2 separate regions of the Homo sapiens genome follow, and region 2 is linked to region 1. The links are chromatin contacts, found by Hi-C in ENCODE. All regions are on one chromosome and are shown on one strand. Each heading gives the region's core, a stretch centred on a gene start or an enhancer-like site at or near the end of the contact. The rest is flanking DNA. Distances are from core to core; before and after follow the strand shown.

Region 1 (4,213 bases), core at 31-2,530:
GATTTTCATGGGCCAAGGAGAAGATGGAAATATAATCAGGAAAAATCCAAGGTGTCTGATAAGCCTCATTGTCTATTTACCTTTCACTGGAGGGGGAAACAAAACAAAACAAAATTCAGATAAATTGTATCAAGCATGGATGTTTAGTCATTCCCACATACCAACAATCTGTTTTCCAAACATTATATCAGTAATCACCCAAACGTTTATTCACTAAAGCAGGGAGTCCGCTTAATAAAAAAAGTACCAATCACTTCAAAATTAAATCTTGCAAGTTTTGTTTTAATTGATTCTTTCCCATGAAGTCTACCCACAAATACGGAGAGGCTGTGGGGATCCCAGCTCAATTTACAAACGATGTAAGAACATCTAGGAGAAAATAACTCCTTTAAAACATATTACTTTAATTAGAGCCACAATTAATTTATCTGTTTTATCTATCATCTAGCTAGCTAGCTAGCTAGCTAGCTATCTAAGAGTGCTCAGAAAAACACACAGTAGGTCTATTACCCTAATTATGAAACCACAACAAAGAATCACTTAAATGTCAACTTTCATTACTCGTCTGGGTTTAATTTCGTTTTCTTACCATAAAAGCTTATTGTGTGAGTGTTAAAAACTAAAGTTCCCTTTTTAATAGTCTCCTAAAATCTACTCTCATGCCCTTCAAACCCCAGTAGTAAAAGCGAGCTGCCCAAACGTGTTGACTCAGGGCAGGAAGAGACAAGGTTCTGCAAGGAAGCTGTGGCACTGCTCACGATATCGCGTGAAAATGGGGAAATTCGTTGTTAAAAAGCATTTGCTGATTATATGCCATGCAAGAAGTTCCTTTAAATTAAAAAGAAGAAAGTAGAAAAAAAGAAAGAAGGAAGGAAGGGGAGGAGGAAGAGAAGAGGAGGAAGAGAAGGAAGAAGAAAAAGGAGGAGGAGGAAAGGAGGAGGAAAATGATCAAAGCTCTAAAATCGCAACAAAGTTGCAGGATGACTTTTCCTCCTATTTGCTATTTTGTAAAATGAAGTTTAAAAGGCATTATTTCCTCGGCGTCCGAGGAAGGCAGCCTCTCTTACAAATCCCAATTCATCTCCAGCCTTACCTTACGCTGCTAGCGCAAACCCAGAGGCTAAGGGGCCCTGCTCTCAGCGGCAGCAGCAGGGGCAGCGGCAGCGACAGCGGCACATGCCATCTGTTAGCGGCAGAAGCAAAAGCAGCGCTGCGCGAGGTGGCCCCGGTGCCGGGAGAGCCTTTAGCAGGGGTGCATACTGAATGCCGCCATTTTAAAGCGAGGTTCCTGAAATCATTAGATATAAGCAAATTAAAGCCCGCCCCACCTCCAGAACTTCAGGGCTGGGACTTGCAACCCGGCTCCAAGTCGGCCGCTCTGGGGTATAAAATGTCAAGTCTACAGACACGCGCACGCTGACTCTCGGACGGAGGCGACGGTTCCCCCTCTCCCTTCGGCCCCCTTGACCCCTTCGTGCTTTTTGCAAGACTCCTTTCGGTTCCAGGGGCCAGAATACTTTCTTTTCTGGGCTCCTCGAGGCCCCTTCCCGGGGCCGGCCGGCGGGCTGTGGGAGGAGGGGACAAGGCCACGGGCCGGCCCTACCCGCTCCTCCCAGGCTCTTGGTTCAGTCCACTCGGAGCACACCTCGGAGCGCCCCAGCTCCCTCGCGGAGGCCGGGCGTGGGGCTCCCGCCCGGGCTCGCAGCTACCATAGCAACCCCGGTCCCAACCCCGCCCGGCCTTTGCCAAAGGCGTGCCCTCCTCCCGGGCCAGTGCCCTCCGCCGGACGCCAGACGTCCCCTCGCGCAGCCCCGCCGACCCCAGGCAGCCCGGGCTGGGGCCGCGCCTCCGTGCGTCCCGCGCCGGACAGACGCGGCACGCGGAGGGAAACGGCGCCAGCGAGGGGCTTTAGGCGCCAAAACGGAAACTCCCGCGAAACTCCGCGGGCCAGCGGAGCGCGGGCGGGCATCCGGAGCGCCGGACTCGGAAGCGGCGCACGCGGCCGCCCGGCCCCGCCCCGCCCGGCCAGGTAGCGCGGCGCCGCCGCCAACCTCACCTGGCTCCGCGCGCCGCTGCGGGACGGGCGGGAATGCGGCCAAGGGCCGCCCCGGCTCCCGCGCCCACCCCGGACTCTCTGGCCTCCGCCTCTCTCTCACTGCTCCCAAAGAGCGCCAAAAAGTCGCGCTGCGGCTCACGCTCGGAGTGCGGGCACTTTCTTCCTGTAGGGCGCTGTTTCGTCGCGAAATATATTCTTTGTGTGGTTCGCTCACTCGTGCCTGGTTCTCCGAGAGCGCAGCGCGGGCTTTATTCTCAGGGGGTGTGGCGCCTCGCCCCCAAACCCAGCAGCCCAGCCCCCGCTGCACAGACCCTTTGTCATTTCATTAGGAAGGGAAAGGGGGACAAATCATAACGCTCAGATTTTACAAAAGCGAAAACAAACGAAGCAGGCACACATCCCCAGAGGCGGGGTTGGGGTAGGGGTGCAAAGTTTCTGGCTCTTCAGGAACTGAAGTGCCAGTGAGAAAGGCAGTGTGGTTCACAGCGGGACGCTCATAGACACTTCCCAGACAGGTGAGGCGAAATGGGTCCTTTCAAAATTGATCTTAGTCGATGAATAAGTCCACTCGCTACAGGCTAAATAAATACATTCATACTCACCAGCTGCCTTCTTGGGGGTTTTATCTTTCATAAATGCCCCAATCGTTTATTTCCCTCTAAGAATTTCAGACAGGGAAATGCTGATCAGTGCAATCTGTTCCCCTTCTTCCACGGAGTTTGCAGGATAAGAGGAACCCTGAGGTAAGGTTCCAGATACTTTGGAAAATGGACAAAGCAAATGCAATTTTATATCTTGATTAAAAAGTGTGCATCTGCACAGGGAAATTACAAGTTTCGATTTAATGCAAGTGTAATAGGAGCACCAGCTGTCCCTTAATTGGAGCCCCACAATAATAAATGCGTGCTTTTATTTAATTTTACGAAGACAATTGTAGTTGATAACGCACACATATGCAGGATCGTCAGTGACAAGCTCATAGCAATTCATGGCTGCTTTCCTGTAATCAGCTACTTCACCCAGAGACAGAGTTCTACATGCTCTGCACAAAGTGCAAAACATTGCAGGAGATATTTAAGCAGCAGTTAGGTTGAAAAGTGGAGTGAATTCTCAGGCTAATTATACTTTTTAATTCTGATGGACTGATCCAAATAGAATTCTCCAGCTAATTTTAGGCAAGAAATCAATCTGTTTGTTAAGTGCAAGATAATAGAGTAGGATGGTAATGGCTGGGAGGACAAGACTGGGTACAAACTGCCCTTCAAATAATTGAGAAAACCCCCGATGGTTTTGGCAAGTATCGTGAAAGTCATTGGGACAATGCGCAGGGATGGTGTCCGATACTTTGTTATACTGGGTAGAAACATAGCATAAGTCAAGAGAGTAGGAGTTGCTAGTTATTTGAGAAAAGGGGGAAAAGACTCTAATTCCTAACCACCTCTTCCCACCTTCCTTCAAATTTGCCGAATTGCCTGAACTGCTGTAAAAGTCAAATGTGTCTGACATACAGGAAGTGGCTTTGGCAGTCCCAAGATCTACCACAGCAAAAAGTAGGCAGTGTTGGCTATCACAGTCAGCTAGAGAGAAGGGCATGGGTGAGTTACATAACTTTATACCCAATGCTCTAACAAATGAGGAACTGTTATCACAGTGAGTCAACAAAGGAGTCTTTATATTAAACATAGCTTGGGTCAACACCAGCTCTCTTACCTCTGTCCACCATTGCGAGCCACATCTGTGGGACATTCGGGGTTTTGCTAATAACACAAAAACTGGCTCAATCTTATTGAACTGCTGAAATAATTGTTTTGTCTTAAATTTAAGGCATAAATAGGTCAATTTGCTATTTTTTGGGATACTATAGCTTCAACATTGTCTCCTGCTTTTAATTTCTGGCCAGTGAAAATTGCAAATGAGACTTTATTATTCTCTCTTTCCCACACTGGAGGGGAAAGAAACCTTATAAACAAAGTTTAGCCTGGTAAACTGCCTTCCTTTTATCCAGGGTGGCATGACCTCCACAAATGAAGCTAGGCAAATTTCCATGCCACCAGGCCACTGGGGAATGTTGTCAAAGGCACTAAGAAATTGCTATTCCCTCCCCTCAGCATTTTAAAAAGGCCCATTTGCTCTCTGGGGTGGACTTACCTTGGAATT
Region 2 (4,164 bases), core at 1,487-3,986, 1.7 Mb after region 1:
TTGGGTTTCTACACCTGTGAAGATTTCTTTTCCATTAAAAAAAAAATACTCCAAACTTGACTCAAAATGCATAGTATTTGCCAACCCAACCTGGCCAAACTGAGCCCCACAGCCATCAGACAGGGCGCCCTTCTAGTTACTACCTTTTGCTAATTAGCGGTTCATCTGGCATCCCTCGCGCACGCTGGGCAGTCACTCTCCAATCCCCTTAAATTGCAAATAATAATAATAATAATAAGGAAAAGAAAGAAAGAAGTCCTTCCCTGTACGCCTTTGTGGCTCCCTTTTGCCTCTTCCCGCGTCTCTCACACCCTTACCTAATGCTCCCGTTGAAGTCCGCGAGCAGCCCGCGCGTCCAGGGTGTGCTCCAGCTGCTCACACCACGCGCTCCAGTCCTCGTGCAGCCTCAGCCGCCGCCGAAATTAAAGAGAAAGAAACAAAGCATCATGGGAAACGGAGTTCTCCATTCAAAGCACCAAAAACGCGCCAAGCCCACGCCTCCCTCCCCCTCCATTCCCGGGTTGGTGGGATAGAAGCCAAGAGGGAGGGGAGTCCCTTTTTTCCCTCCACGTGCACCCCCTCATTTCACACCCTCACCACCAAAGTTTTCCAGGAACCTAAAGGTCAACGGTGGAGAAGAAAAGGGGAGTCGTTTCCCGCGCGCTGCCCGCTACCCCTCAACCGCACTCTGGTACTTTGCTTTTCTCAAGTCCCGCCCGCTCCGTCCCCTCCCACCCAACCAGTCAACTCTACCGGATCACAGCTGCCCCAACGAAGGGCTCCCTTCTTGCCCAGCCACCCGCTCGGGAAACCGCGCGCGGGACCCAGCTCCGGCCCGCCCCTCGCAGGTGGAGAGCGCGGGGATCCCGCACGGGCCGCCCTCTCCGGGTGTCCCCTCCACACGTATACCCAGTGTCCCAGCGCGCAGCTCGAGCGCTCCGGGGCCGGGTGCGAGCGCAGTCTCCCGCGGAGCCAGAAGGGGAAGAGAAGTGAGAAAAAGCGTCCACTAAATGGATCAAGGCCGCGAGCGCACATCTCACCCCAAAGCGCCCCTGTCCAGAGCGACGCGGGGCCACGAGCCTCCCTGCCACCACTTGAGGAGCGCTCCGTCCCCTTGGCCCTCTGTCCGTAGCTATATCCCTGGGAAAAGCCCGCCCCTCTGCCTTTAATAGCCCAAGGAAAAAAGCCCGCCCCCGCCCACCCGGCCCGCACAGGAATTAGGAAACGGAACCCCCACCCCGCCAAAGCGAAAACCCCACCGAGCCCCAGTTACCCACGGGCGGACCGCAGTCGGCATTTTCCCTTCTCTCTTCCCCCAAGCTGGAGTCCTTAATTAAAGGCGCGCCTGGGACAGCGGCCCAGGCAGAGGCCGTGGCCGGAGCCGGTGCGGGTGCCACCGGCATCCGGGCCAGGATGGCGCACTCACTACCACCTTGTCCCATCTCGCTCCCGCGGCGCTCGCCTCAGCCCCCCACCGGAGACAGACGACGAGGCCCACGGAGCCGTGGGACAGGGGTGTCCCCCACCCGGCGCGCGCATGCGCGCCACCTCGCCGCTAGATTGAAAGTGTTCCTAAGGCCCGAGGAGGGAAGAAATAGAAACACGACTTACTCTCTGCACATGTGAAAGTTTTAACCCCTAGCACCTTGTGCTACTGTTGGGAGGCTTTCGCCCTTGCCAGGCGCCCTCTTCACCCACTAAATCAGGGTTTCTTGGCAGGTATCGTTAACGGTAGCAGCCACCGAATACACGCGCAAATGTGCGGAAGATACGGTGCAATTATCTTGCTTTCTCCTCTCATTCCACCGCTAATGAGAACCAATTGAGGGCGGGCTGCTTCAAGGCCAAAGCCCGACAGCGCTCTGTAGAATAAAATGATGTCTTAGTTTAAGACGCACAATCAAAATGGAATTAAGCATACCAGACTTTGAACACCGGGCAAAATGAGAGACAACCGGGCTATATACCTTCTCCGCGTCCCTGGCGGACACAGGCGCAAGATGGGATTTGGGGAGCGTGCGGGGGTTGGGGGGGTGGGCGGGGGTGTGCAGGGTACGAGGTTACAAATCAGAGACCAGTGAGCACGCTGGGTCGGAGGAGGAAAGCCCTGGAAGGCAAGCGGGGGGCAAGGAAGGAGGGAAGGGGTGCAAAATGAAGCCGGACCCCTCCCTTTCCACCATTGTTACCAGGGTGATTGTGGCAGCCCAAAGCCCAGAAGAGGACAAGGGCGCCATGTGATTCTCAACCTGGTGCACTGGTGCACAGTAGTAGCTCAGGCAAACATTACAAAAGACTGGCCTCTCCCGCCCCTGGCCCGCGAAAGAGTCCAACCTGAACTGCCAGCGCCCCTCAGGAGTCAGCGGTGGATGCAACGAAAACCACAATCATTTCTCCAACGCGAGTCACTCGCACAGGTGGGCTTCCTCCCCTTTTTCATGCAACAGACCTTGCAGCCTACCCTGGCACGTCTGCGTGATACTTTCTGGAAACTACGCAGCCCGAAGTTTACTACCCAACCAGATCCCTCCTGTGAGATTGCACCGACTGCAATGCAACTTTCGACCTTTAATGGTAACGACTAGCAGTGGAAAGAAGAGGAGGGGGAGGGAAGAGAACTTAGACCCGACTTTAAGAAGCGTTGTATTAAAGCAAGATAAGAACAGTACCTTTGAGCTGGAGCAAAACCTGGAGTAAAAAAAAGGGTTTTTGCGAAAGTGGCGCGAAGATAATATCATGTGATCCGACCCCAGGGCGTCTCCTTCCCCTTTTGCCAAACTCCCCTCCCCTCGAAAAAAGGGGGGTTGGGGGAGCTACATCCGCTCCTCACAAACTATTAGCATAATTAATTGTGTCCTACAGCTGCAGCCAGAGCTCCCGGGTCAATGAGTAAACATATCCTCATCCTCTTCAACATCAGAACAAAAAAACCCATTACCCTGATTTTGGAAAATGTTCCCAAATAAATCTCATTATCTTCAAAAGTCTTTATTTGGTATTCGGAGTCTATGTGTCTTGGTTGGAGAGACAGAAGAAGGTTGGAAAAGATGAAATCATCCTATTAAAGGGAACAAGTAGAAGTAACTCCCCAAGAGTGACATATTTAAGTAAAGGTTTTCAAATGGAAATACCGTGTTGAGGGACTTCACTAGCTTAAAATTTTCCAAAAGTTTTAGCAGTTCATTAAACAAGACATCCTCCCAGTCTTCCTATTCGCCACCCCCCATCTCCCACCCCTCCTCCCAGTCCTCCTTCCCTTTAAAGCTAGAACAATACCCGGAATAAGGTATTTTGAGATTGCTTTACCAGGATATTTTCTTGTTCTTAATTTTTTTTAAGGGTTTGCAACATATAGAATGTCTGGATCAAGTTCCCAACTGGCGAAAATAATTTATTCCATCTCAGTACCTGTCTAGCACAAGGTAAAACTAACTAAGTACAAGATATAGGTTATGAGAAACTAGGACATTTTGATACACCAAATGATTTATTTTTGTCTCTTTCTTTTGGAAAAAAAATTTAATCATCGGCCAAAATACCTAGAGAATCAAAAAAATCTAAAGAACAAAGCATTTCACACACACCCCCCCCAAAAGTCAGAATAACTAACAGCTCAAAGAAAAGCACGTGATCCCTTCATGCTTTAAAACTTGTGGTCATGCTGAGGCTAAAAGCAAAGAGCTTGTGACCCCGCAACCCCGTCCCCTCCCCCAGACCACAGCCCAGGGCTTAAGGCTCCAGGCTCCCACCGGGCTCCTGCTCGCTCCCAGTATTGTGAGACAAACAATACTTAGGCATTCTGCAAAATAAAGGAGCCACAACTCCTATCCCCCAGTCACATCATTTATGACCAAACAGACTGGCCGGTGTGCGTATATACGCATGTATGTAAATATGATATAGAATACATGCCTACACGAAAGCCCAGATGTTCTGTCAGAATGTGTAAGAAAGGTATGGAAACTGGCCAAAGGGAGGGAGAACTTGTTATCTTTCGTGAGCCTAAGGATTCTCATCACAACTTTAAATTCTTGACACTATTTTGAGTTTATGATGGATTCAAAGAAAAACGGTGAATGCCCAGCAAAATATTCCCCTCAAAATAGACCCACTTTGAGCTTTCCTCTGCCTTGAAAAGGGGTGAAGGGATTCTTCTGTATTGACCTC

The links. Hi-C counts contacts between places; a loop is a spot of excess contacts on that map. Pooled maps may share reads with other maps.
Region 2: a loop to region 1 is called in a map with no recorded cell type, with 7 times the contacts of the local background. The contact joins the promoter of MIR106AHG here to the promoter of MBNL3 in region 1. A Hi-C loop is called at or near these places in 5 of 37 single-sample maps with no recorded cell type and 11 of 50 pooled maps.

The regions. Positions count from the first base shown.
Region 1 is chrX:132,487,758-132,491,970 of GRCh38, forward strand. It overlaps MBNL3 (muscleblind like splicing regulator 3), which reads right to left and starts at 1,281. Exons shown (of 9, transcript NM_001386889.1): 1 at 1,094-1,281. RefSeq lists a silencer at 1,560-2,129 and an enhancer at 4,075-4,213.
Region 2 is chrX:134,171,352-134,175,515 of GRCh38, forward strand. MIR106AHG (miR-106a-363 cluster host gene) reads right to left here and starts at 2,737. Exons shown (of 2, transcript XR_007068340.1): 1 at 318-2,737. RefSeq lists an enhancer at 802-1,609 and a silencer at 3,568-3,862.